Linked DNA regions of Mus musculus: region 1 is linked to region 2. The links are chromatin loops, found by intact Hi-C in ENCODE. Cell type or tissue: gastrocnemius. All regions are shown on one strand. Links, peaks and the distances in the headings refer to the core of each region. The heading gives the core; the rest is flanking DNA.

Region 1 (2,916 bases), core at 166-2,665, 75 kb before region 2:
ACGCTCAATATGGAAACAAATAATAAAAGACTCCTCAGATGAGAAGCATGTGGCTTTGAACAAGTAACTCGGCCTCTGCGGGCCTAGCATGGCCTAGGCAAAGCGCTCCTGACTTGCCTTTAACTCTTTTCATCTCGCTCTCCTGTCAGTCATCTGCTCCTCAGTGCTCTCTGCGTTGCTCTCCCTGCAACGCCTCAAGTGTCCTTTCCCCTCCGACAGCCAAGCTAACGTCTCTGCTCGGCCTCCAGGCCGGTCTCCCTGCTCAGTCTCTGCTCAGCCTCCAGGCCGGTCTCCCTGATTCTAGGGGCTTCCTACTGCTTTGCTCTCCTTTCTGAATCACCAGTAGCATCGCATAACTAATTTTTACAAATTTCTATGCCTGCTGGCTTCCCTGTAAGCAGTACTTAGGCTCCCAGTCGCTGTGTTTGTCAATGCAAACCTGGGATACCATGACCCGAATGTGGATATTCCTCAGAGTGGGGTCTGAGGCACCACCTATCTGCCATCAGTTGCCTCTCGTTTTCTGTTTATTCAGCCCATCCAATAGATATTCACTCAGCATACCCCTATTTCACCCTGAAAAAACATCATTGCTGGTGAGGAGGAGCAAGAGTATGCAACAGTATGCAAAATCCACCAGAGGCCAGATCTCATAGGGCTTATACTCAAGAAAAGGTAAAATATGTATGTCTTGACTTATGTCCCAATGGTTCAAATCCACATCAGTGTCTTCCAGACCTAGATAAAAACCATCTAGCACTATCCGAAAGGAAGGAAACGTCTTCAGAGTGTGGGCTTTGAAGTCATTCTGAATAGGCAGACAGTACAATTCTACAACCAATTTGTCACATGACCTATGGCAAGCTGGCCTGGGCAGCTATGACAAAATAACCACATGCTTGATAGTTTAAAAAACAGAAATGCCTACTGTCTTGGAGGCCAGGTGTTCTAGGTCAAGATTTCTTTTCTTATGAAAACTATTTCAATAGTCTCCTCTTTACTGTGTCATTCCAATGTAAACATCTCTTCTCTCTCCCCCATTCCCCAAAATCATAATAGATTGAAGACATATTCTAGACTCATTAAACTTAATTATTTCTTTAAAGGCCCTCATCTACTCCACAGTATGGTTAAGGCCTTTCAACATAACAATAAAGATGATCATGTAACTTGGAGCTTACAACACCTATTAACCATTAAATGTCAGATGATGCCAGTAATGTGAGCCTGTCTTTCTCACAGACTCACACTGTTGGGTATCCCTGTGGGAGAAATGTAATGGTCAACTGTCTGGAATCTGACACCAAGCAGATTTCCAATGTACAACAACTTTCTTATGGTCCCTGTGCCACTGTGCCATAAGAAGAAATGTTCATATTATTGTAAGAATAAAATTCTTGAGACAAATGATAGGTAAACATATCAATAAATGAATCAAAATTAGAGAGCTCTGGGCTGTCTCTTCTAACTCCAAACTTTAAGTAGAAACAAATGTGAACTTAGTAGCTTAGTATGCACAGCCCTGTGACAGTAATGTAATATAGACCAGTGGTCCTCAGTCAGTGGGGCTCAGCGTTGCTTCAGAATCACCTACAGAATCCTATAGAGAGAAAAATTTCTCAACTCCTCACTTTTAGGGACTGAAGTAGAAATTTCTAGTTTCTTTGGAAACTCAGTTATGTCACATGATGTTTTTCTGGAAAATGTCTTGTGAAAGAATGTTTTGCTGAAATAGCCATGTGAGGGGATGTTTTACTGAAGCAGATGCTTGAGATGGCATGTGATGTTTGGAAAGAGTGTAAGTAGAACCCTACAGACAGTGAAAGGATGCTCTTGCATTGCTATGCCTTGCAACACTTTGTTGGTCTTCCCTGGTTTTTGCTCATCTTGACTTTGGAAAGAGACTTGCACCAAAGAACTTCCCAAGGTATCTGAATAATTTGTGCTACTTCTGCTGACTCATGATGATTCAGATGAGCCTTGCAGTTTCTGCTGGACAGATCCAATGCTACTGATTCCAGTTTGGTGTTTGCTATTGGACTAGATTGCTGCTACTGATTGTGTGTGGTATATACTATTGGATTGGACTGCTTATATCTGGACAACGAAGAGCTGAATTGCCCCCAAAGAACTACTTCTAAACAGGTTCATAACCCCCTTTTGTATAAACCTTCTTTTTCCCTACTTCTGGTTGGTAGACCAGAAGGGAGGTTAAAGTGTTCAAGAACCCTATATAAAGTAGGCTTAGATTTAGTGGATTCACTTTGTAAATCCAGAATACCTTGAAGCCTATATTTTCATAAAGCATTGCCATAATACTTTCATAAAAGATAGCTCTGAGAGCCAGCCAAATCTAAAAACTATTATTCAGCAGAAATGCAGCATATGATTTTAAATTTCAAATAGTCATTTTTGAAAAAAAGATAAAAAATAAAGAGACAATTACATCCATATTTTATTTAATTCTATTTCAAAATAATATCTTAATATTACTGCCATATCACATAGACAATATAAAAATATCACTGATATATTCTACTTTTATATTGAGTCTTCAAAATCCAATATCTACTTTACATTTGTAGTATACTACAAATCAGAAGCCAAATTTTCATCAGAAATATTTTATTTTACTTTGATTTCCAAAAATTTGCCTTAAAAATGATTCACATAGCCAATTTGTCCCAAATACATTTAAACTTTTAGTCTAATAAATTACTAAGTATGCATTATCACATTTATATTAATTAAATTAATTAAAAGCAAATAAATATTGAGATCCAGATTCTCAGTCACACCAAACACAGTTTAAATAACAATGATCACCTGTGGCCAGTAGCCATTTTGCTAGACAGGGCAGGGCTGTGTAAGCACAAACCACACCACCACGCTCCCTGAAGTGTTTGAGCAGGCAGG
Region 2 (2,916 bases), core at 162-2,661:
GACATGGTCATTAAACATAGGCAGCAGCATGGATGGAATCAGACGACAGGAGTCCTTCTCCATCACAGCTCGAGTCCTGACTTTCTCATGGCCCTGCCTGACTGCAAGCAGACAGAGATGTATACGTTCCCTATGCCCAAGACTCTCTATTATACAAAAAGTAGTAGGGTGTGTATAGGACTTGCAGAATTAGGATGAGGTCCCCCCCAAGAACATTCAGAAAAACAGTTTAAAGAAATGAACACAGAGCCGGGCGTGGTGGTGCACACCTTTAATCCCAGCACTTAGGAGGCAGAGGCAGGCGGATTTCTGAGTTCGAGGCCAGCCTGGTCTACAAAGTGAGTTCCAGGACAGCCAAGGCTACACAGAGAAACCCTGTGTTAAAAAACCAACCAACCAACAAACAAACAAACAAACAAAAACAAAAAGAAATAAACACAGAACACCTGATCTTTTTGAAAGCCTCTTGCTAAGTTCTCCCACATCAATTTTTTTTATTAGTTCACCTTGACAACAGTGTGTAAGGTACCACCCATGATGTAAACCTGTTCTATGATTTAGGAAGTGGAAGCTTGTAATGTCTGTCACGTGACTAACTTGCTCCAGAGGTCACACTAATAAATGAAGGAAATCCAATGCCCTGCCTTTTCTTTTCTCTGTGCCTCTCTCTCTCTCTTTTTTGTAGTGTGCGCATGTGTGTGTGTGTGTATGTGTATGTACGTGCACTTGCACACATGTGCATTATGTGCATGCCATTGTGTGCACTTGTAGTTCAGAGGACAACTTTTGGCAATAGGTTCTCTTCTACGGTGTAGGTTCTGGAGTTCCAGCGCATATCGTCAGGACTAAAGTCATGTTTCTTTACCCGCTGAGACATCTCACTGGTCCTTTACCCACCACTGACTTTGTAAGATGATCCCTTTTTGCATACCTCAGGAGTTTACTTATATAAGTGGAGGGGACAGCTATACGCAGAGTATTGCAATTCAACTTGCTTCCTTCTACTTCTTAAACTGCGTGATGAGCACACAGAAGCCTGGGTGTAGCTTTTTATACTCTTCATGCCTTAAACATTTCAAAGCACTTTTTAAAGGGGATAGAGGAAGAATTGAGTTTGAGTTGTACTAGATTCTTATGTTTGAAAGAATCCTTCTACTAAGATGTCAGCAAAAGATAGTATTATTGATATTTACTGCACATATTATTTCCTAGATGATTTTAAATAACTTATTTACATGTATCTACTTACCTTACCTAACAGCCTTAATACACAATAATACCTTTCATATCAGATGGAGAAGATGAGTCAAATTTTCAGATGAGGGTGAAAATCTTTTGGGCATCTATTGCATTGTGCCAGTTACAATCCGTAGATATTTGCATCCAGTTAAACTGAGAACTCAAAATAGCTCTCCCGTGACAATGTTGGAGAATGGGATCATGCAGATGGCAGCAATTGTGAAGAAATGTTTCATGCATGAGACGACTGTTTTGCACTGGTCCGAGGAAGGGCTACGTGATTAATGTAAGGTTCTGCCTATTGAGAAAACTTCTTTGCGAGGAAGGGCGGGGTAAGGCTTCAGCGTGGAGGACCACAGACAGGGGGCGGCCTCTCCCGCGGGGCCTCTTTGTCCCGGGGCGCGCTCCCCTCCCCTTGCTGCTCCTAGCGAGCTGAGAAGGCGGAAGCAGCGGCGGCCGCGGCTGGGGCTGAGGCTCCGGCCGTCGGCGGACGCAGCAGCCGCGGCCCACGAGCCGGGAGTTTGGCGTCGGAGCCACTTGGTCTCGGAGTGCCGTGTATGTAGGCGACGCGGCGCAGCCCGGGGAAGCCTTCCCAGTTGGTTGTGAAGTCTCAGCGTGTACGATCGGTGAGTGAGCGGCTTCGAACTAGAGTTCCGGCGGCCGCGGGCCCGGGAGAGTCACCCCCGGTTCCCCACGGGACAGGGACCTGTCGCCGCGAGCCCTCGCTTCCCACAGATAGGACTGGCCATCTCCACGTCCTCCCTCGGGTCCGGGACTCCGCCCCCTTGCCCCCTCTCGTCTGGGTAGCCCTGGGACCCCCTGTCTCAGCACAAAGCCACCTCTGTCCCTGTCGCCTGACAGGTGCAGGATGCGCCCACAGTCCTCCCACGAGCCGGAGGAGCCCTCTGTGCCCTCCCCGGGACTGCGGGTCTCCCCTGCTCTAGCCCCACAGGTCCTGAACCCGCCCCTGGTTTAGGAGCCTCTCCTGGCGTTTCTGTCGCCTTCCGGCACACGGCATCCCTCTCCCCAGCCCCTCTCTTCCTCACCTGGTGTTTTCCCCTGTCCGGGGAAGGAAATCGCCTGCTGGGTTTTCCCGTCCCTTCCAGCTTAAATTAAGAAAAGAAAAGAAAAGAAAAGAAAAGAAAAGAAAAGAAAAGAAGAAAAGAGAAAATCCCTTCAAACTCCCAGAGTGCAGGGGAAAACTTTTTGTGTGCCCTTTTAAATTCGAGAGCGGTTCTAACCTAAGCAGCAAGTTTAAAAAAAAAAAAAGTACGCTGACACCAATGTTCCCCTCCCCACCCCTGCGCTCTCTCGATTGTTCCAGACGCCGTGTTGCTAAAGCTGTTCCTAGTATTTGGCTTCAGGGGAACTCCGGATGAGACTTAGACTGTCTTTGTGTGTGAACAGAAAGCACCTAACGCTTGGATGTATAGGATTAGCTTGTTTTCTGAGAGCAGTCCGCTAGCCTGTGACAGACGTCTAGAAACGAGAACAATTTGTCACAGCCGAAGTATTATATTGGCTTTGAGACTTGAGCTGCTGGCCTTTCATACCTCCTTTGAGGATGCCGGGGTGGGGAGAGCTCTTTTTGGTTTTTGAAATGGAGGGTAAAGAGGTGTCATGTGACTCGAGGAAAGTGTTTGAACCAGTGGCTTAGCCACATGATAGATACAAGAA

What was found. Peaks named below come from ENCODE experiments on the same cell type or tissue, not always from the same donor. Only the 100,000 strongest peaks of a DNase experiment are listed, where the experiment ranks them.
Region 1: a loop joins it to region 2, with 7 times the contacts of the local background. A loop is called at or near these places in 2 of 42 quality-filtered maps.

Annotation. Positions count from the first base shown.
Region 1 is chr2:101,601,327-101,604,242 of GRCm38, forward strand. The region is part of intron 2 of Iftap (intraflagellar transport associated protein); the gene reads right to left. Among named protein-coding and RNA genes, the nearest start is that of Rag2, 22 kb to the right of the region's middle. In gastrocnemius, for the core only: no CTCF peak of the experiment used is centred there; no DNase peak of the experiment used is centred there; H3K27ac peaks cover 506 bases.
Region 2 is chr2:101,676,756-101,679,671 of GRCm38, forward strand. Traf6 (TNF receptor-associated factor 6) reads left to right here and starts at 1,665. Exons shown (of 7, transcript NM_001303273.1): 1 at 1,665-1,865. In gastrocnemius, for the core only: a CTCF peak has its summit at 1,596; DNase peaks (open chromatin) are centred at 1,643 and 2,167; H3K4me3 peaks cover 1,565 bases; H3K27ac peaks cover 1,399 bases.